Regions from separate parts of the Homo sapiens genome. Here region 1 is linked to region 2. Evidence: chromatin loops called from intact Hi-C (ENCODE). Cell type or tissue: HCT116. All regions are shown on one strand. Links, peaks and the distances in the headings refer to the core of each region. The heading gives the core; the rest is flanking DNA. Region 1 overlaps LY86-AS1 (LY86 antisense RNA 1). Region 2 overlaps SNRNP48 (small nuclear ribonucleoprotein U11/U12 subunit 48).

Region 1 (9,996 bases), core at 1,997-9,996, 1.1 Mb after region 2:
AAGATGAGGGGAAGTTTGGAACTTCCTAGAGACTTGTTCAATGGTTTTGACCAAAATACTGATAGTGATGAATAGTGAAGTCCAGGCTGAGGTGGTCTCAGATGGAAATGAGGAACTTACTGGGAATTGGAGCAAAGGTCACTCTTGCTATGCTTTAGCAAAGAGACTGGTGGCATGGTGCCCCTGCTCTAGGGATCTGTGGAAAGAAATTTCTAGGCAGTAAAGTGTTCAAGATGTGATCTGGCTGCTTCTAACAGTGTATAGTCATATGTATTCATAAAGAGATGTTCTGAAATTGGAACTTACATTAAAAAGGGAAGCTGAATATAAAAGTTTGGAAACTTTGCAGCCTGACCATGTGGTACAAAAGAAAAAAAAACATATTTCTGAGGAGAATTCAAGCCAGCTGCAGAGATTTGCGTAAGTAAAGAGGAGCCAAATGTTAATAGCTGAGACAATGGGGAAAATGTCTCCAGGGCGTGTCAACGACCTTAGCTTCAGCCCCCCCCATCACAGGCCTGGAGGCCTAGGAAGGGAAAATGGTTTCCTGGGCCAGGTTCAGGGCCCCTCTGCTCTGTGCAGCCTTGGGACATGGCACCCTGTGTCCCAGCCACTCCAGCTCCAGCCATGGCTAAAAAGTGCCAAGGTGCAGTTTGGGCCATTGCTTCAGAGGGTGCAAGCCTCAAGCCTTGGTGGCTTCCATGTAGTGTCAGGCTTGTGGGTGCTCAGAAGGCAAGGGTTGAGGCTTGGGAACCTCTACCTAGATTTCAGAGGACGTATGGAAACACTGGATGTCCAAGTATTAGTTTGCTGCAGGGGCAGAACCCTCATGGAGAACCTCTACTAGGGCAGTGCAGAGGGGAAATGTGGGGTTGGAACCCACACACACAGTCTCCATTGGGACACTGCCTAGTGGAGCTGTGAGAAGGGGGCCACTGTCCTCCAGACCCCAGAATGGTAGATCCGCTAACAGCTTTCACTGTACACCTAGGAAAGATGTAGGCACTCAATGCTAGCCCATGAAAGCAGCCACGGTGGCTGTTCCCTGCAGAGCCACAGAGGTGGAGCTGCCCAAGGCTTTGGAATCCCATCCCTTTCATCAGTGTGACCTGGATGTGAGACATGGAGTCAAAGGTGATTATTTTGGAGCTTTAAGATTTAATGACTGCCCTGCTGGGTTTTGGACTTGCATGGGGCCTGTAGCCCCTTTGTTCTGGCTCATTTCTCTCTCTGCAATGGGAGCATTTACCCAATGCCTGTATCCCCATTGTATCTTGAAAGTAACTAACTTGTTTTTGATTTTACAGGCTCATGTGGAAGGGACTTACCTTGTCTCAGATGAGACTTTGGACTGTGGATTTTGAGTTAATGCTGGGATGAGTTAAGACTTTGGGGGACTGTTGGGAAGGCATGATTGGTTTTGAAATGTGAGAAGAACATGAGATTTGGGAGAGGCCAAGGGTGGAATGATATGGTTCGGCTCTATGTCCCCACCCAAATCTCATCTCAAATTGTAATCCTCACATGTTGTGGGAGGGGCCTGGTGGGACGTGATTGAATCATGGGGGTGGATTTCCCCCTTGCTGTTCTCTTGATAGTGAGTGAGTTCTTGCAAGATCTGGTTGTCTGAAAGTGTGTGACATGTCTCCCTTTGCTCTTTCTCCATCCTGCCACCATGTGAAGGAGGTCCTTACTTCCCCTTCACCTTCTGCCTTAATGTTAAGTTTCCTGAGGCCTTCCAGCCATGCTTTCTGTTAAGCCTGTGGGTCAATTAAACCTCTCTTCATAAATTACCCAGTCTCAGGTATTTCTTTATAGCAGTGTGAAAATGGGCTAATACAGAGCATATCCTAGGCTATAAAATAAACCTAAATAAACATAACATTTAAAAGAGTTGAAATTATACAGAGCATATTCTCTGATCATAATGGAATCGAGGTAGAAATCAATAACAGAATGATAACAGGAAGATCTCTAGATCGGTGGAAATTAAACAACATACTTCTAAATCCTAAGGTCAAAGAGAATGTCTCAAAAGAAATTAACAAAAACCTATAGAACTGAAGAAAAATGAAAACAGATATCAAGAACACCTGAGATGAAGTTAAAGCAGGGCTAAGTGAGAAATTATAGCCCTAAATGTTTACATTATAAATGAGGAAAGTTCTCAAATGAATAACCTACATTCCTACTTCAAGAAATTAGAAAAAGAATAGCAAAATAAACCCAAAGCAAGTATAACAAAGGAAATAAAGATAAGGGCAGAAATCAATGAAATGGAAAATAGGAAAACAATGGGGAAATTATGAAATAAAGAGCTGGTTTTTTGAAAAAAATCAATGACGTTGAAAAATATCTATGATCGAGACCATCCTGGCTAACACGGTGAAACCCCATCTCTACTAAAAATACAAAAAATTAGCCGAGCATGGTGGCAGGCTCCTGTAGTCCCAGCTACTTGGGAGGCTGAGGAAGGACAATCACTTGAACCTGGGAGGCGGAGGTTGCAGTGAGCAGAGATTGCGCCACTGCACTCCAGCCTGGGCAACAGAGTGAGATTTTGTCTCAAAAAAAAAAAAGAAAAAAAAAAGAAAAAAATCTCCATGAAAGTTGACAAAAATAAAAAGAATGAAGGCACCAATCACCAAATTTGGAATGAAACAGAGGATATCCCAACAGATCCTGCAGATATTGAAAAGATAACAAGGGAATACTATTAATAATTATATGCCCATCAATTTGAGAACTTGGAAGAAATAGATCATTTCCTTGAAAATGACAAACTACCAAAACTCAACCAAGGTAAAATACAGTAGTCACTCCTTATCTGTGGTTTTGTTTTCTGCTGTTTCAGTCAACTGTGGCTCAAAAATGTTAAATGGAAAACTGCGGAAATAAACAATCTATAAAATTTAGATTGTGTGTCATTCTGAGTAGCATGATGAAATCTCTTACTGTCCTGCTCTTTGCATCCAGGATGTGAATTCTCCCTTTGTCCGGTGTCTTGATGAGTTGCACCACCACCTGTTGGTCATTTAGTAGCTGTTTTCTCAGATTGACTTTCGTGTTATTATAGTACTTGTGTTCCAGTTACCCTTATTTTACTTAATAATGGCCCCAGAGTGCAACAGTGGTGATTTGAATATGCCAAAGAGAAGCCATAAAGTGCTTCCTTTAAAAATGAAATTAAAAAATGAAAGTTCTCAACTTAATAAAGGGAAAAAATAATATACTGGGGCTGCTACAGTAAAAATGAATCTTCTATCCTTGAAATGGTGAAGAATGAAAAAGAAACTCATGCATAGTATAGATAGGTAGATAGGGTTCAGTACTATCCTAGGTTTCAGACATCCACTGGGGGACTTGGAACGCATCCCCTGCAGATAAAGAGGAAACACTGTAAATAATCCGAATATCCCTATAACCATTAACAACTTCTAATTGAATTTGTAATTAAATCATCCTGAAAAAGAAATGTCTGGGCCCAGATAGTTTCACTGCATCTGTGGGGGGTCCCCAAGACAATCACCAGGTTCAGTGATTCACTAGGAGGGCTCCCAGGGTCCTGCATGTTGCCTCATGCATGTCTGAGATTTATTAACGGTGCAAAGATACAGGGTGGGGTTGGCAAAGGGAAAGGCACGCTGGACAAAGTCTGGGAGACACAAGGTGCAGGTGTTTGAGTCACCTCCCAGTGGAGTCAAACAGGACATTCTGAGTTTCTCCAGCAACGAGCTGCACCAGTATGTGTGAAGAGTTGCCTGTCAGGGAAGCTCACCTGAGCCTTGGGTTCGAGGGTTTTTCCTAACCATTGGGCATGTAGGGCCCGTAGTGCCTGTGTGACTGACTGACATCACTGACACTCCAGACACTCACAAGGAAAGCAGTAGTTCAGCATAATCACATTATGCTAGCAGTCTAGGTACAATGAGTCACTCTTATCATTTAGGGAAAGTGTTACATCACCATAGGGAACTACCTTTCCAGCCACATTCTCTCATACCAGCCAAGGGTAAACCTTGCAAGAGACCCTTTGTAAGGACGGCAGTTCCAGATCTGCTATGCTATTTTCTCTACACTGAAGAACTTTACAAACCAACTAAAGAATTAACACCTATTTTACATAATCTCTTCCAGAAAACAGAAGAGAAGGGAATACTTCCCAACTCATCTTTTGAGGCCAGTATTAACTGATACCCAAACCAGACAGTCAATACAAAAAGAAACTACAAAGCAATATTTCTCATAAACTTAGATGTGAAAATCCTCAACAAAGTATTAGGAAACTGAACCCAATGATGTATAAAAGGAATTAAATGCCATGACCAAGGTGGGGTTCATTTCAGGTGTGTGAAGCTGTTTCAATATTTGAGAGTCAATCAATGTAATCTATTCTATTATAATCAAAAATCATACAATCATATCAATTCATATAGAAAAAGCATTTGACAAATCCCAGCTCTTAGCAAGTTGATAAAAACTCTTAGCAAGTTAGGAATAAAGTTGAAGTATTTCAACTTGATAAAGAGAATCTATGAAAAACCTATGGCTAACATCATACTTTCTAAGATCAGGAAAAGGTCGAGTGTCTGCTTTTATTTATCTTATTCAACATAATGGTGAGAGTTCTAGCCACTGAAATGAGATAAGAAAATGAAGGATAAGGAGTAAAAATGGAAAAGATGAAACTGTCTTTAATTGCAGCTGGCATAATTGTCTATGTAGAAAATCTCAGGGAATCTACAAGAACCAAACTCCTAAGATGAATAAGTGAGTTCAGGCCATGGGATGGAAGATAACACAAAAATTAATCAATTTTCTATATACTAGCAATGAACACTTACAAACTGAACTTAAAAGCAATACCATTTACAATCGTTCTGAAGAAAATGAAATGCTAGGTATAAATGTAACAAAATACAGGATCTGTAGGCTGAAAAATAGAACACACTGATGAAAAAAAGCAAAGAAGTTCATGGACTGAAAAGTTAAGCATGGTAAGATGTTAATTCTACCTAAATTGATCTGTAGTTTTAATAGAATCCCTGTCAAATTCAGCAAGATAATTTTTTAATAGAAACAAACAAGCTTATTCTAAAATGCGTATGGAAAAACAGACTCCAGAATAGGTAAAACAATCTTGACAACAATACAGAGGAGGACTCAGTCTGTCTGATAGTGTTACTGTATAGCTATGGTAATTACGACTGTGCTATTGGTGGAAGAACAGACATATTGATTAAAGGAGCAGGACAGAAAACCTGGAAATAGATCCACACAAATCTGCCCAAGTGGTTTTTGACAAAGGTACAAGAGCAATTTACTGAAGAAAGGATAGCTTTTCAGTAAATGGTGCTGGAGCAATTGGACATCAGTAGATAAAAATAAACTTTGACCTAAGGCTCACACCTTATGTGAACATTCTCACAATGGATCATGGTCTTAGAGGTAAATGTAAAACTACAAAATTTTCAGAAAAAAAATCAGATAAAATTTTCAGTACTTGAGCTTGCTACCACAAGCACAATCCATGGATGGAAAAATTGACACACTAGACCTCATCAAAACAGAAAACTTGCTCTATGAAAGTCCATGTGAAGAGGATGAAAAAGACAAGCTGTAGACAAAAAATTTGCAAACCACATATCTAACGAAGTGTTAGTATCCAAACATAAAGAACTCACAAAACTCAACAGTGAAACATCAATTTAGTTAGAAAATGTGCACAGACATGAAGAGATATTTCACAGAGAAAATACACTTAGAAAGTAAGGATACGGACATGTTCAACGTCATTCGCCATCAGTGCTAAAAACATCACCCAAATGTTCAATAGCAGTTTTGCTTAACCGTCAAATCTTGAATCAGCCCAGATAGACTTTGACAGGTGAATGGTTAAATGCGCTGAAGTGCATGCAAGCACAAAGGAATGAATTATCGATGCATGAATCAACTTGTACGAACTTGGATGACTCTGCAGGGAGTTATGGGGAGTAAAAAGGTAATCCTGAAAAGTAACAGCCTATATTATGCCATTTTTATAATAGTTTTGAAATGATGAAATTTTAGAAGTGGAGGAGAAATTGGTGTGTGCCAGAGGCTTGGGTTAGGGTGAAGACGTGGGAGGGAGGGGTTGTGGTTATGAAAGGGCAGCTTCGGGGATCCTTGTGGAGGTGGAAGTGTTCAGTATCCTGACTGGTGCCAGATGCGTGAATCCACAGATGATAAAAATGTATGGAACTATACATACCCCCCACACACACGAGTAACAGTAAAACTAGGGAAATCTAAATCTGATTAGTAGATTGTATCTTGGTTGTCATAGTTTTGAAAAATGTTACTTTGGAGGAAGCTGCATAAAGCGCATATGAGACTCTTGGTTATTGACTAATAATCCATAAAGCAAGTAAGTATTGATTAGTAACAATCTCTATTGATTTCTTTCTTATGGTTATTGACTAATAATCCGTAAAGCAAGTAAGTATTGATTAGTAACACTCTCTATTGATTTCTTTGTTATAAACGTATGTGGATCTACAATTATCTCAATAAAATTTTTAATTAAAAAGCAAGAACACCCAGCCTTTCCTACTGAAATGTTGTATTTGGGTAACTCTAACAAGATTCCTGCTTCTGCAAGGACAGACGATGCCCTAAACCCTGCGTTTGGGGGTAGAGGATCTTTCCAGTGCCTTCCATGAGGGGTTTAGCCACAGGGTGCCCCTGTGGCCGTGCCGCCGATCCCAGTCGGGCACTCCTGGCCAAAGTTAAATTTCTTTTCTTTCCAGAAGTTAATGAACGAAAAACAGTTTCTCCTCGCTTGACATCTGTGACATCGTTATTGTATTCCAAATCTTTATGGAAGAAAGTAAGCAGTTTGATAAGTTGTGTGGAATATACCAGAAAACATGAGGGACTGAGCCCCCTGGCTCAGGCAGATGTTAGTAGGGGGCCCTCTAGTGGCTCCCTGGCTGGTCTGCAGCTTCCCACAAGGCTCCTGGAATTAGAGCCACCTGTGGGAGAGCCAGATAAGGAGAAATTGAGAGACCTTTTCATGGCAGCTCCCACTTGAGCCCACATGTAGAGGTAGTAGGCTGGAGCAACCAGGGTGATTCAAAGGGCAGGTTTCTTTGGCTTAGTTCGTCCACAGCACCTGGGATCTGTGTGAACTGCTGCAGCACTGGTCTGACTGGGCACACACAGACCCTGGGGTACTGGGATAATTTTCCACAGTTAGGCAACATGGTAGAAATCAGAATAAATGAAATAGTGCTGTTGCAGATTAGAGCTATCTACTTCACCCAGTTCACTGTGGCAATCCTTCTAACTTTGGAGAAGAACATCTGATGAAATACACTGACGTTCTTGAGCAATATATTTATTGGCCATATGGCAGAGCTTACTGTTGTTGGAAATAATGCATTGCAAAGGACCGAGGAAGGGGCAGATGGGATGGAGGGGGGAAACCTGCTTTAGTACATAGGGCAAATAAAGGATCTGGCCCAGAAAAGAACTCTTATTATTTTCTGTTTCGGACAATCATCCAAATGCCTCTGAAGGCACAATTCTCCCTTTACCTATTTTGGTACATTCTGGGACAGTCATCCCAGGATGCTATTTTGGCCATAGAAAGCCAGATGGACCTGCCAGAGCACAGAGAGGTGGCGATGTTAGAAGGGAGACTATGAGTCACTCAAAGTTTCCTCAGGAACAGTTAGGAGTGCTCACAGAGAGGAACCCCCAGAACTGGTGTTTTCTAACAGCATGGGAGTAGCCGGCTGCGTCCGTGTGTGGGCTGGAGTCTGGAGTTATTCTGCTGAATGAATCATGATTTGTGCACTATAAGTTTGAAGCTCAGACCAAATAGTTCATGAACTTTAATGCAAAAGTATTGTGGAATTACATTTTTCAGGGAAGCACTCAGTGGGAACCATGTTCTACCAAGAGCAAGGATTGTGTGGAAGCTTAAAGAGCATGAGCCTTGGTCTCTGTCACCAGAATCTTACAGTGTTAGTTGCAGGGGGGTCATGTACAAAAAAAGAGTCAACTCTAGATTTAGGGGAGTAGAGAGGCATGTTTTGTAGTGGGAGACAAATTTGTTAAGCTGAGAAGAGAGAAAAGAGCCATTCAGATGGGTAATGTCTTGAGCAAAGGTGCAAAGGCAGTAACAGCATTGGCTACAAGTGACAAGCCCGGCATGGTGGCTTATCCTGATTGGAGGATTATTTTTCTCTCATAAGCCAGCATCTTGAGGTAGGAAACCCAGGATTGGTATAGTGGCTCCATGATGCCATCGGGGCACTAGTCTCCTTTTACCTTTCTGCTCATCCCTCCTAGGTATGAGGCTTTCGTCCTAAAAGTGTATAGCCTCATGTTCACAAAAGGGCCAGTAACCCCAGCCTAGCAGGGGAGCCTCCATTCCATGCTAGAAGAAGCAGGGCACAACGGGCCAAGGCACAGACCAGTGGAGTCTGCCCCCTTTTAGAAAGCCTCTGTAGAGAGAAGCATCACCTGGAGACTTCTCGCAGAGATGTGCTGCGTGGTCTTCCCCACCCACACAAGCTGAAAGGACTAGATGCGCGCATTACCACCAGAACAAAATAGAGGCTCTGCTGCTACAGAGGATGCAGAGATTGGGCAGCGAGCAGGCACAGGCAGGAAAGGGCAAGGCAGGTTTGGGCAGGGGGCGGATGTCTCTACAACAGTTTCTGTGTGGTACAGTTAATTGTTTACCATCCTCTTGCAGATTTCTTTTTATTACAGCAAGAAACTGGTACATAACATACGGGTTACATTTTATTGATCAGAAGCTTTGGATGGCTACTGCTGTACCCTTTCCACTTTCCCCAATCAGCTATGGCCCCTCTTGGCTGGAATGCACCCTCAAATATTTGCAATTTGCACCAGCTTGGGTGCTGTCCTTCACAGTCTCATGAACTTTGGGCAAAGGCCCTGATTGTATCTCAGCTGAGTCTGACAGGTCTTGGTTTATTGACGCTCAGACCTCAGCTCACTGCAATATTTTCCACTGCTTCAAGTACTTCTGGGAGGTGGTGGGAGCATTTTCAAATGTGCTTATGAATAAAATTATTTCAATAATCTGTACACTGCCACGATGGGCTGCAGCCTCCATGCTGTGCTTCCCAGCAGCCAGCACATTGCAACCCAGCCTTGCACTGCTGTGTGCAGTAGCTCTTTCTGCCTCCATGGTGGCCAACCCAAAACTTGAGCCGCCAGAGTTTCATGGATGTCACTGTCTACACTTCTGCTCCACAGTGGTAGTGATGATGCAGCTCTCTTTCAGTCTTATTTACATCCCTGTTGTCCAGGACTCAGACCTGTATCCAGTTAATTATATTGGAGACGATTTAACCATGAATCACAATTTCTCTCTGATGCCCAAGGTTATTATTATGAACTCAATATCAGTGAACCTGGTTCCTTCCCCACTTAGCTTTCTTCTGAGAAATCCTTCAGTGATTCTGGAATGTAGACCTCAACCTCTGCAGTGTGTAGTGGAAGGTTTTTGGATCACGCTAACATCTCTGTTGTACAGGAAAGCGAAATCATTTCGAGTTAACCTATTCTCTTCCTCAGTAACTATTTTTAGTTGGTTCCAGGTACTCATCCTCATATTAGGCACATGAAGAGGATACTAACATAAGTAAATGTGATCATTGGCCTCAAAAAGCTAAGAGATTAGGGTCATTGTCCTCTCTACTTGTTCTTTTCTATGTCTTCTTTGCGTCTAATTTGTTCCTTTCCCTGCGACTATAGGGAAATATATTGTTGAATTTGGAAGCTTCTTAGTTACCACAAAGCAGCCCCCTTTCAACTTCTCCATGCTTGAAAATGTGGGGTCAGTCATGTCTCCACTCTTTTCTCAAACCCTCCTCTCTCATCCGTCTTCAGATCCTTTTGAGTTTTCCTTTGGACTTTCTCCTGCTCTTCCAAACCCCAAGCCACTACCCCCATTCTTAATTTCATTGTTGAATT
Region 2 (12,280 bases), core at 2,269-10,268:
TGGAATCTGCCCCCAATTCTATTTAAGATGTCCAAGTAGGACCTGCCCTTGTCCAGCATAGCCTATTGCCTTTAGACCACCCGAATTGAAGGACAATGAGCTCCCCACCTCTAGCCTCCATGTGGTAGCCCCCTCCCTGCCAGCCAGGGCCTCTGATCATGGAAGGGGATCTTTTCCCAGCTCTGACACCTGCAGCTAGCTAAGTGTGACAGCTAACTTTATGTGTCAATTTTGCTAGGCCATAGTACCCAGATGTGTAGTCAAAACTTATTCTTTATATTTCTGTGAGGGTGTTTGGGGACGAGATCAGCATTTTTTTCCTGCCTTAGGTTTATTCACACAAATAGCACAGGAGGACACCAGCCCCATGCAGACAGCAGCCCGGGGGTCACACCAGTCCTTCTGTCCTCACATTGGCAGATGAAGCTCTCTACTCCAGAGCCTTCATGGGGGCCTGGGCACCTTTGGAAGCCTGAGCAGGAGCTAGAACTGAAGCTGGAGCTGCAGCTGAAGCCGAGGCCTGGGCCTTGGTTTGATCCTTGGCCTTGGCCTTTGGCCAGCAGAGCCTGAGACCCGTGGCAATGTGGGCCCGAGCATGCTTCCCAGCCTTGGGGTGGGCAGTGTAGGCAAATCGAGCTTGCGGCTGGCGCTCTTTGGAACCCTGGGCTGGACTTCCATAGGCTTTGGGGGGCCTTGATAGCCTCAGCTCGCATGTTGTTGTCCTGCATCTTCTCCAGGCCCTTCTCGTTGTGCTTCTAGGCGAAGTGCATGTTCTTCGGGAACTTGGGGTCCATCCCTTTAAGAAATCAATCTTTGTGATCAGGATTTCTTGATGTGTTTCTGTACTATTTTCAGGACTGGTTGTTTGTAGTGTTGTTCTTGAACTTTCCCATGTCTGCACCATAACCCACAGTTCCTGAAGCCAAGATGAACATTTAAATCAGCAGACTTCAGGTAAAGGAGATCTCCTTCCTGGATGTGAGTGGGCCACATCCAATCAGTGGAAGACCTGGACAGAACAAAAAGACTCGTGTCTCCTGAGCAAGAGGGAATTCTGCCAGAAAACGGTCTTTGGACTTCACCTGTAACATCAACTCTTCCCTGGGTCTCCAGCCTGCGGGTCCACCCTGTGGACTTCGAAATTGTCAGCCTCCACAATTGCATGAGCTGATCCCTTGAAATAAATCTCTCTCTCTCTCTCTCTCTCTTTCTCTTTCTCTCTCCACACGCCCTATTGACTCTATTTCTCTGGAAAAACCCTGACAAATACAGTGAGTGAGCCCAGGGCAGAGCCACACAGTTTCAAACTGCGAGAGGACATGAGAAGTCCACATTCAGTCTCCAAGTTGGTCTCACAAGAACCTGAGACTGAGTGAGCACCTGCCTTGCTGTCATTAATACAATCAAGACTTTGTTTTTGTTGGTTTTTTTTATTTTCTTGCTTGTTTGTTTGTTTTTTTGTAGAGAGGAGGTTTTGCCATGTTTCCCAGGCTGAACTCGAACTCCTGGGCTCAAGTGATCCACACACCTCAGCCTCCCAAAGTGCTGGGATTACAAGTGTGAGCCACCGCGCATCCTGCCACAATTAGGACTTTGATCTCCATTTTGGCACCTCTGAATCTTAAACACTTATCACAGTAATGTCAGTGGGGATCTGAAATTCATTGTGACAAAGATGTAAAGGAGAGTGGCCTGTAGAAGTATTTTTCCCAGAGATATTTGGATTTCAAAATGGAACAAAGTGTACTGTGTTTCCTAGTGGCTTTATTTTCCTTCTTTATAGTTGTGCAAATTTGTCACATGTTCTTCACTTAGAAGATATTTTTTGCATTGGAAAATAAAATTTAAGTATAAATTTACTGTGTCTCACCACTTCTTCCTCCCCAAAATCATCATTATTTTCCCTTTGTGTTTGATATTGAGCTGACGGGCATTCTACTCTAAAGCTGAAGTTCAGCCTCCTAGATTCCTGCATGGAATCATTCAACCCGTTTTTCCTGGGTGCCTTCTGTGTTCTAGGCTCCGTAGCAGGTGCTGGGTGCTCTGGAGTCAGGCTGCCTGAGGTCTCATCCCAGTGCTGTGTGAGCTCAGTCAAGTTGCTTAATCTCTCTGTGCGTTGGGTTTTGTTGGTTGGTTTGGGGTTGGGGGTTTTTATGTAGGAGAGAACAAACAATTAAATGAGTTAGCGTGTGAGGCCTGTAGGGCAGCCCTAGCTCCTTGGAGGCACTCAGTACCCATCAGCTCTCATCATCCCAGATGCCCAGAAAGGAACAGCCTTTGTGGCAGGGTGGGAAAGAAGTTTGTGTCTGCCAGTTTCTATTTTCTAAGTGAAGTGGGAAGTGGCCAGGCTGTCAGTTTGAGGAAAGCAAAGAAGACAGGAAGAGGGGAGTTAAAGGTGTGGAGGGGAGTGACTGGGGTCCTTACCCCTTCGTGGCACCAGGTTGGGGTCTTGTGATGCTCTCTAGCCGCACACGGCTAGGAACAGAGAGAAAGGCTTGGAAGAGTCCAGGCTGAGTTGCCCCCGGCTGCTGTGATGGAAGCCATCAGGACAAGGGATATGGCCACAGAGTGGGCGAGGTGACAAACAGAAGATGCAGACAGCAGGAATGCCACACCCCACTTGCTTCTGTAGGAGGCTGCCAGGTTGTTACATGGCCAGCATGAGCCACTTCGCCAGATTAGCATACAAGGAAGGCACTGTCACTCTTATTTTTCATATTGAAACCGACTCAGGCTACAACACACCAGATTCGCAGGAAGTTCAACATCTCCCACTTGTGGCTTGGCACCAACTCTTCGCATTGTCCAAAAACCCTCACGTGCTTATTAGTGTCTCCAAGGCCAGTCCCATCCAGTCACATAAAGCAAAACTCAGCAAATGCCCTCGGGGCTGAAGAAAACCACAGCTACCCCAGAACGAGGCTGCTCCGGAATGAGCTGCCCTGCCAGGCAGTGAGGATTGCAAGAGCTACAATCAAGCACTCTTCTTGTCTAATTCAAAGAGATCATGGGCACTACTGCGGGTTCCAAGACTTAGTGATTCTTTAAGGCAGCAAAATTCCACTTTTTCCAGAATATTTCCACCCAGGAAGTCCCACACTCAGAATAAGCCTGGATCCCCAGGATCCTACTCACAAGCAAGTACCCCAGGCAGAGAGGTGCTCCACCCAGCACTGCCCACAGCCTTTTTCATGTCCATGACAATCTGGGCATCCCATGGAACCCAGGTCACCAGGTTAGCTGTCTGAGGGAGGCCTTGGAGCTTACTTCTGTCAGTAGACCCGCCTCAGCAGGCACTATCTCCAAATGTAGAAGTCTGGATAATGCTCAGCCTCAAAAAGGAGAAGATTGGGGTTTTCATTTCTTTCCTCAAAGGAAGTTCATTATCTCCCTACACTTGAAGGAGGGACCAAAGAAAGGGACAGCCTCCTGAAGTCTCCAAAGAGGCCCTGGCCCACCCCTCTAGGACAAAGCTTGCTGCACGTCCACAGAAACAAATGTATTCACCTGATTCTTCCCAGGACAGAGAAAATCTGCCTTGCTGTCTCCGTCCCGACAGAGAAACAATGAGCAATGGCAGCTCCTCTCCATATAAATAAGTCATCAATTAGTTAAAAATTGATTTAAAATACTGTTGCTTTAGTCAACCAGACGTATACAGGTTAGAGAGAATATGTTCCTTTTTTTTCGAAATTGGATCGCCTTGGACACTGGTCCTCATTCATTCATCTGACAAATAGCTGTGGCGCGTCCACCATCTGCCAGGCACTGGGCATCCAGCAGGGAGCAGAGAAACCAAGTCCCTGCGCTTGTGAAACTTACAATCTCATAAGCTATGTTAGGCTACAAAGTGCTACAGGGGAAAACAATGGAAGGGGAAAGGGTGGAGAAAGTACAATTTTAAATAGGAGGGTCTGGAAAGGCGGCTCTGAAAAGATGACTCTGGAATAGAGAACCAGAGGACGTGAAGAACAAGATTTTCAACAGGAGGAAGAGCGAGAACATGAGATGGGACCAAACCTCATGCACCTGGGGAGCAAGGAGTGGATGCAGGATGGGTGAGGGAGGCCACGGTGGGAGGTGAGGTTAGAGCGAGGGGTGGGCACAGGCCATGCGGGCCTTTAGGTCTTGGTGAGAAATCTGGACTTTCCTCTGTGTGAGATGGGGACCCGCTGGAGGGTTCTGAGCAGAGAAGTGACATGGTCTTACCTTCATTATTATAGGACCGTGCAGGCTCCTGGCTCCTACACAGAGAAATAGACAAGATGGGAGACAAGCTGGAAGCATACAGACCCAGAAGAAAGTTTTCTGATTGTCTGGGATGATACTGGCTTTGATTAGGCTGATGGCAAGCGTGGTAGTAAGAAATGGGAAAACACTGAAATCAGTAGAATTTGCCAACGGATTAGAGGCGGATATGAGAAAAAGAGTGAAAGATGAGCCACTGGAAGAATAAAATTGCAATTTACTGAGATGAGAAAAACCAGAGAAAGGCTGTTTAGGATGGGAAGTGGAGAAGAAATAAAAAAATTGCTGTTAAGTGTATTTGCTTTCAGATGCCAATCAGATTGGGTATCCAAGTGGTGGTGTCCAGTCTGGAATTCAGGGGGAAAAGCTGGTGGTGTTTGGATTAGTCAGTACAAAAACGGCTTAGGCGGGGCATGGTGGCTCACGCCTGTAATCCCAGCATTTTGGGAAGCCAAGGCGGGAGGATCACCTGAGGTCGGGAGTTTGAGACCAGCCTGGCCAACGTGGTGAAACCCCATCTCTACTAAAATTACAAAAATTAGCTGGGTGTGGCGGCGGGCGCCTGTAGTCCCAGCTACTTGGGAGGCTGAGGCAGGAGAATCGCTTGAACCTGGGAGGCAGAGGATGCAGTGAGCTGAGATCGGCCACTGCACTCCAGCCTGGGCAACAGAGTGACTCTGTCTCAAAAAAAAAAAAAAAAAGTGGAGGTGGGGGACTTAGGGAGAGAATGCAGACAGAGAAGAGGTGGAAAGAGTGAACTGTGGGCATTACCATGCTTAAAGCTCAGAGGTAAGAGGAGGAATGAGCCACAGATAGTGAGAAGGAACAGCCTGTGAAGTGGAGGGAGAACCGGGAGATAGCAACGCCACCTATGGTTGGGTCAAGGCGAAGACTGAGACTCCCCCATTGGATTTGGCAGTGTGGAAACCATTTCTGGCCTTAGCTGAGAGTTTGAGTGGAGTGCTGGGGCAAATCTGATTGAGAATAGACTCAAGAGATAAGAAAACAGAAAGTGAGGATGACAAGTATAGAAAACTCTTTTGAAGAGGCTTGCCATCAAGGAGAGCAGAAAAGTGGGGTGGTAACTAGAGAAAGGTAGGGCTAAGGGAAGGTCTTTGTTGTTTCTTTGTTTTCAGATATTCTATCAGCAGGTTTGAGTGCTGGTGAGAATGAGTCAATAGAGAGATGACGGTCGGTGATGCAAGATAAAGGGAAATATTATGAACAACATCTTTGAGCAGGTGAGAGGGGAGGGTCTCCAGCACATAAGAAGAGGTGATAATCTTAGATCAAATGCAGAATAATTCATCCATTGTACCAGGTGAGATGAACTGGAAAATTGTCAGGCTTTTGTAAGTTCGCAGAATTTTATGCATGGAAGTTTCTGTTCAACTTTTTGCCATAAGGTGGCAGTAGCCAGCTGTGTATGAACCAAACAACCCTTAGCGAGCACCTTTGGGAAAATGGCAAAGGCTAAAGTCAATTTTGAGTATATGTTTTTAAAGGCATGGCAGGTATTCTGAAGAATGTGCTCCTCATCCTTCCGGCCTCATATTTTTTTTTTTTCTTTTGAGATGGAGTCTCGCTCTGTTCCCCAGGCTGGAGTGCAGTGGTGCAATCTCGGCTCACTGCAACCTCCGCCTCCTTAGTTCAAGTGATTCTCCTGCCTCAGCCTCCCAAGTAGCTGTGATTACAGGCCCGGCCTGGTCTTAAATAGCATCTTCTCAGTCAGTCCTTCCCTGTCTAGCCTCTCCAAGTAGGTCCATAAGGCTTTCTGGAGGAGGTGATAACTGTTCAGACTCCGAAAGCATATGTGGCCATAATGGAGACAGAGGGAAGAGCTCGGGGGAGGAATTCAGACAATTACTTAGGCAACTGTAAGTGGGGCTGGCCTGAGGGCAAAAAGAGGCAGGAAAAGCAATGAGGAGATGGTTGTAGTAGTGTAGGCAAGAGATGTTTGCCACTGGAACTAGGCAGGGTAGTAAGACACTGTGATTTATAATAAACATATATTTGGCCTTTGTCCCATTTTCTGAGCCATAGCTCCCAAACTCCTTGCAATCTCCAGTGATAGGTGTCTTTTTGTATCTAATGAACTGACGGGTGGCTGGGGGCTCCTGGATGGCCTCAGCATGAGGGCTAGTTACCAGGGGAACTGGCAGCATGATGACAGGGTTAGGACCTTCAGCCCTCCCTGTGCCCCATCTCTGAGGAGGGGAGGGGGGCTGAAGGTTGAGTTGATCACCAATGGCCAATGATATCATCGATCATGCTTACTTTTTTTTTTTTTTGAGACAGAGTCTCTCTCTGTTGCCAAGCCTGGAGGGCAGCAGCAATCTTGGTTCACTGAAACCTCCGCCTCCCGGATTCAAGCAATTCTCGTGCTTCAGCCTCCCGAGGAGCTGGGACTACCGGCGCCCACCACCACACCTGACTAATTTTTGTATTTTTAGTAGAGACGGGATTTCACCATGTTGGCCAGGCTGGTCTCGAACTCCTGACCTCAGATGATCCACTCGCCTCAGCCTCCCAAAATGCTGGGATTACAGGCGTGAGCCACCACACCTGGCCCATGCTCACTTATTGAAGCTTCCATAAAAACTTAAAAAGACTGGGTTCAGAGTTTCCTTTTGGGTTGCTGAACACATCTACATTCAGAAGGGGTGGTGCACTCCAACTCCATGGGGACGCAGGGTCCTGTGAGCGGGACCCTTCTCAACCTTGCCTTGTGTATTTCTTCATCTGGCTGTTCATTTGTAGCCTTTAAAATATTCTTTGTAATAAATCGGCAATAGCAAGTAAAGTGTTTGTTCTCCCAAGTTCTATGAGCTGAGCTAGCAAATGATCAAACTGCAAAGGGGATTGTGGGAACCCCCAATTTATAGCCAGTTCATCAGAAGTACCAGGGGCCCAGACTTGCATCTGACTGTATCTGAAGTGGGGATTAGTCTTGTGGGACTGAGCCCTTAACTTGTGGGATCTGATGATAACTCCAGGTAGACAATGTCAGAAATGAGTTAAATTGTAGGATGCCCAGCTGGCGTCCCCCAGAGAAGTGACGAGTGGGGAAAATCCACGCACATCTGGTCACGAAAGTGTTATGTGGTGAGAGTATAGTAAGAGAGAACAGTCCGCTGGCTTTTTCTTACTAAAATAGTAGTATGGAAAGACGGGGTGGGCTCAGTACAGGTTGAGTTTCCCGTATCCGAAATGCTTGAGACCAATTCAGATTTTGGATATTTTTCAAATTAGGGGATATCTGCATATGCAGATTGAGATATCTTGGGAATGAGACCCAAATCTAACATGAAATTCACTTATGTTTCATACATACCGTATATGCATAGCCTGAAGGCAATTTCATATAATATTTCAAATAATATTGTGCATGAAACAAAGTTTTGACTGAGACCTATCACATGAGGTCAGGTGTGGAATTTTCCTCTTAGGCTCAAGAGCATGTCAGCACTCAAAAAGTTTTGGATTTTGGAGTATTTCAGATTTCAGATTTTCAAATTAAGGATACTCAACCTGTACAAGATACTTAGGAGGTAATCTACAGTGGTAATGGAAATGGGGAAATCGAGAATGACTCTCAGGTCCTTTTTGTTTTTGTTTTTGTTTTTTTGTTTTTTTGAGACAGGGTCTCACTCTGTCACCCAGGCTGGAGTGCAGTGGTGCAATCTCAGCTCACTGCAGCCTCAACCTTCTGGGCTCAAGTGATCCTCCTGCCTCAGCCTCCCCAGCTGCTGGGACTACAGGCATGTACCACCATACCTGGCTAATTTTTCATAGAGATGGTGTCTTGCTATGTTGCCCAAGTTGGTCTTGAACTCCTGGGCTCAAGTGATCCTCCAGCCTTGGCCTCTGAAAGTGCTGGGATTACAGCCATGAGCCACTGCACCTCGCCAGCTCTCTGGTCTTTAGCATGATCGAAAAGGAAGATGGTGACGTGAACCAAATGCAGAAAGACAGAGTGAGGAGGCAGAGGTTTGACGGAAGGGTGGTAACTGTAGTTTTGCAGTGTGGAGTCAGAAGTATGTGGACAGCACTAGGAGAAGCTGTGCTATTTTACGCATAGACACGGCGCTTGGAGGAGAGGTCTGGGCTGAAGTCATGGAATTGGTTGTCGGCATAGTTAAAACTAAGAGTGGGTCACAGCTGCTGGGCAGAGCATGCAGAATGAGAGAGAACACCGATCTGAGAATCCAAACCAGTCACAGGAGCCAGAGTAGAAAGGATGAGCTCACATCTGTAATGAATCACAGTAACAGTGGGCATTCAGTACCTGCGACATGTCAGACACTGCATGGGCCAAATCACATTATGCTTGACAATCTTCTGAGGGCATACAGTATGGAGAAGGTATGGAGGGACTAAGAGTCTGCCCAGGGTTACACAGCCTGTATTGTACCTGACTCATCTTACTGCCCTCTTTGATCAGTTATTCTGTCAGTATGTGAAGAATTTATTACGTTAAAGTATTGGTTTTTTAATTGTGTCGGCATTACCAAATAAAGCCCAGGCTCCTGCTTCATCTCTGTATTCCTGACGCTCCCTTTAATTACCTTTCTCATTCTAGACTAGGAGTCATGGCTTGCAGCTGGAGGAACATGGGTTACTAAAGCTCCACAATTACGGGAAATTATCCTCATAAAGAGTACTCAAGTAACTCAAACCCAGATCCCTTAATTGGTGACACAAGATGTGAAACTCCTAAGGAAGGACTCCCCGGAGCCTGCAGCCTTTCTTCATTCACCATTCTCCCCATGGCTGTATGTAGCAAGTACCCCTGCTTTATAATACTAAAATAAAGGACTAAAAGCTAGGTTAGGAATTTATATTCTATTTTAAGGCAGCCTCTTTTTTCTTAGGTGGACTTGTTTTTAAAATGGGAAAGTGACTTGACTTATTCAATAAAGATGAATCTAGCTCAGAGCCCCTTACATCTGGCAAATCTTATTTTTTCTTTCCTGAAAGGGAGCTCTAGAAATTACTGGTCCCAGTCCAAATATCCAAAAGCTATGAGCATTTTCTGTAACACCAAAAACTCCTAAATCTGTGACCACAGCAGGAAGTACAATCACTAATAAAACAAGTGTGGTTTAAAAGAGCGTTAGTTTAATAATTCACACACCTGCAGGATCAATTATAGCAAATGAAAAAGCAAGCTACATAAAAGGAAATTGACTTGTAAACACACTCAAGCAAATATAAGTGGGTTTTATTATTTTTATGCTCAGAATGCAAGAAAGCTTTGCGCCAGAACCGTTAAACATTCATGAACTCACTAAAAAGAAACAGAAAATGCCCTTAGAAGACGGGCGGGGCGAGGGGGAAGACCTATGAACATGTTTATAGAATTAATGTCTGTACTGTAGCATACACAGGTAATTAGAAAATATTCTCAATGCATTTAAGATATTTTCACTAAAGGGTTTGAGATTATCCAATTAGCTGTACTCGAAAGTGGCAAATACTTGAAGATCATTGATTTAATTTAAAATTCTGAGTGCTGAGTTCAGTTTCCTACTGAATATAACCAGTGCCCTGGGCTCTGCATGGCAGTTGACTTGCCAATATCTCAATTAAAGTGACTAGGCACAGTGGCTCACACTTGTAATCCCAGCACTTTAGGAGGCCGAGGCCAGGAGCTTGAGACCAGCTGGAGAACATAGTGAGATCCTGTCTCTACAAAAAAATTTAAAAATACATACTTTTTAGACAGGTGTGGTAGATCACACCTGGTGCCTGGTGGCTCCCAGCATTTTGGGAGGCTGAGGACAGGAGGATCATCTGAGCCCAGGAGTTCAAGACCAGCCTAGGCAACAGAGCAAGACTCCATCTCTAAAAAACTAAAAACATTAGCCAGGTGTAGTGGCACACACCTATAGTTGCAGCTACATGGGAGGCCAGGGCAAGAGGATCGCCTGAGCCTAGGAGTTTGAGGCTGCAGTGAGCTACAGACTGCACCACTGCACTCCAGCCAGTAGATTAGAAATGTTTGTGAGAAGGTACCTTAATGGATGGGCAAGATGGACAGCAGCTATAGTAATTATTCATAGCAGCACTCTAGAAATAAAAACTAGATCTTATGTGGCAGGGCTGTGAAAATGCTTTTGTCAAAATTTAAAATTACAGATTAACACCTATGAGGCTGCAGGCACAGGGGTCACGCTGATGAAGGCATAAACCCTGCTCTCAAGTAGCTCACATCCAGTGAAAGGCTCAAACCACAAACAGGGAAGTACGTGAGATTAATTCGTTCAAGGATCAAACAAATGCCTCTTTTCACCCGATGCCACATTTCATTAAATAGTTTGTAGCAGTGATACTATAAAATGTGAGCTTTAAAGAACTCTGGTAACATTTTCAATCTCTTCCTTTCTCCGTACTCTTCTATTTCCCCCCAATTTCTCCAATCCACTCCTAATTTTCACTTGTATCTTTCTTCTACAAAAAACCTAAATATGCCAATTTTACTCTTCTTCCTTCCAGTTAGTAAAATCAATGAAATCACAATTTGAAACAAAATTATAAGTTGTCACACAATATGAAAAATATGAAATTCCTGATGATTCAAGTAGTTTTGATCTATAAAAGCAGCAATTTCATGATTCATCAGTCACTCCCAAGTCCTTGCTTTTATAATTTTTAAATGTGGATTTTATATATTTAGAAATTAAGTACAATGGCAGCAATATGACTATATATTGGCAAGTAACCTGGTGATTTCCAATTTATAAATCTGAGAGCTGTTTCCCATACCTGAAGCCTAACAGCCAATCTGATCCAAATCCAATCTTTCTGTCACTGTCAGCTACTTATTAAAATAATAAGATTTCATTTCTACTTGGAAACAAAATCTTTAACCTGAGTTTCCAGTATTCAAAATATTGCTATTTAGATGTCGGATGCTTAACATTTCATGCCAAAGTCTCACGTGAATGATCTGACATAAGATAGAACATACTACTCAGCAACAAAAAAAATGCACAACTGACACACAGGGATCAATCTCAAAAATCTGCAGAGAGGAAGAAGGCAAAGTACATACTACAGTATTCTATTTACATGAATTCTACAATGGATAGATCTAATCGGTAACCAAAAGCAAATCTGTGGCTGCCTAGGGCTAGGGGTAGAGGAATTGATTGGGAAAGGGGGTATGAGAATTTTGGGGGCAATGAAAATATTTGTATCTTGATCGTGATAGTGGCTGCACAGAGGTATGAATCTGTCAAAACCCAATAAAATACACACGTAAAAAGGGTGCAATAAATCTAAGTAAATAGTACCTCAATTCAGTTGATTTACAAAACACAACATGACAGTATATTTTAAATTAAATGAAACATTAAGACCTTATTTTTTAAAAAAATTAATGTTATGGATAAAGCTAAAGTTCCCTCTGACCACCCTCCCAATCCTGATTTGCACCCCTAATCTCTCATCTATACCTCCTACTCGCTGTTAGAACTTTGGTATGGATTCCTCTGAACCTTTAAAAATAGATTTACGTACATTATATAGCCATAGAGAATGCATAGTATTGTTTTGTACATATATATAATTTGTATATAACTTTCTACAACTTGCTATTTTCACTGAGCATTATGTTTTTGAGACCAATCCAGGTTAATATGGATCTAGATTATTTCTTTTAACTCCAATACAATAATCTATCCTATGACTACATCATATTTTAATTAGGCCATTCCTCTTCAATATTTAGATTGTTTTTCCCTACTACAATTCACCAGTGTAGTGGTAAACAGTAGTCACCACTGGGGTGAGGACAGAACCGCAGGTGGTGTTCTAAGGGTTATTAGCCTTATTTATAAGATGTAGTTATAAGATGAGAATGTATTCATGTTTAATTTACATATGATAAATATTGACTTAAAGAATTTTGAGATACATATATTAGCAAAACGAACAAAACAACATCAGTTATAGGAAGCAAATCATCTAATAAAATATAAGGAAAACAAAGTTGTAGGGCCTAATAGTGTACTCATGGTTTGAAGCA

What was found. A loop is a pair of places that touch in the nucleus more often than their neighbours do. Peaks named below come from ENCODE experiments on the same cell type or tissue, not always from the same donor. Only the 100,000 strongest peaks of a DNase experiment are listed, where the experiment ranks them.
Region 1: it touches region 2 in a loop (5-fold over the local background); 8 of 110 quality-filtered maps call a loop at or near these places.

The regions. Positions count from the first base shown.
Region 1 is chr6:6,554,100-6,564,095 of GRCh38, reverse strand. The region is part of intron 3 of LY86-AS1 (LY86 antisense RNA 1); the gene reads left to right. Among named protein-coding and RNA genes, the nearest start is that of LY86, 30 kb to the left of the region's middle. In HCT116, for the core only: a CTCF peak has its summit at 6,942 (motif pointing left); DNase peaks (open chromatin) are centred at 3,015 and 6,965; H3K27me3 peaks cover 4,642 bases.
Region 2 is chr6:7,609,035-7,621,314 of GRCh38, reverse strand. SNRNP48 (small nuclear ribonucleoprotein U11/U12 subunit 48) reads right to left here. Exons shown (of 9, transcript NM_152551.4): 9 at 9,348-12,280. It also overlaps the pseudogene RPL29P1. Among named protein-coding and RNA genes, the nearest start is that of SNRNP48, 25 kb to the right of the region's middle. RefSeq lists a silencer at 5,025-5,319. In HCT116, for the core only: a CTCF peak has its summit at 5,659 (motif pointing right); DNase peaks (open chromatin) are centred at 5,152, 5,391 and 5,654.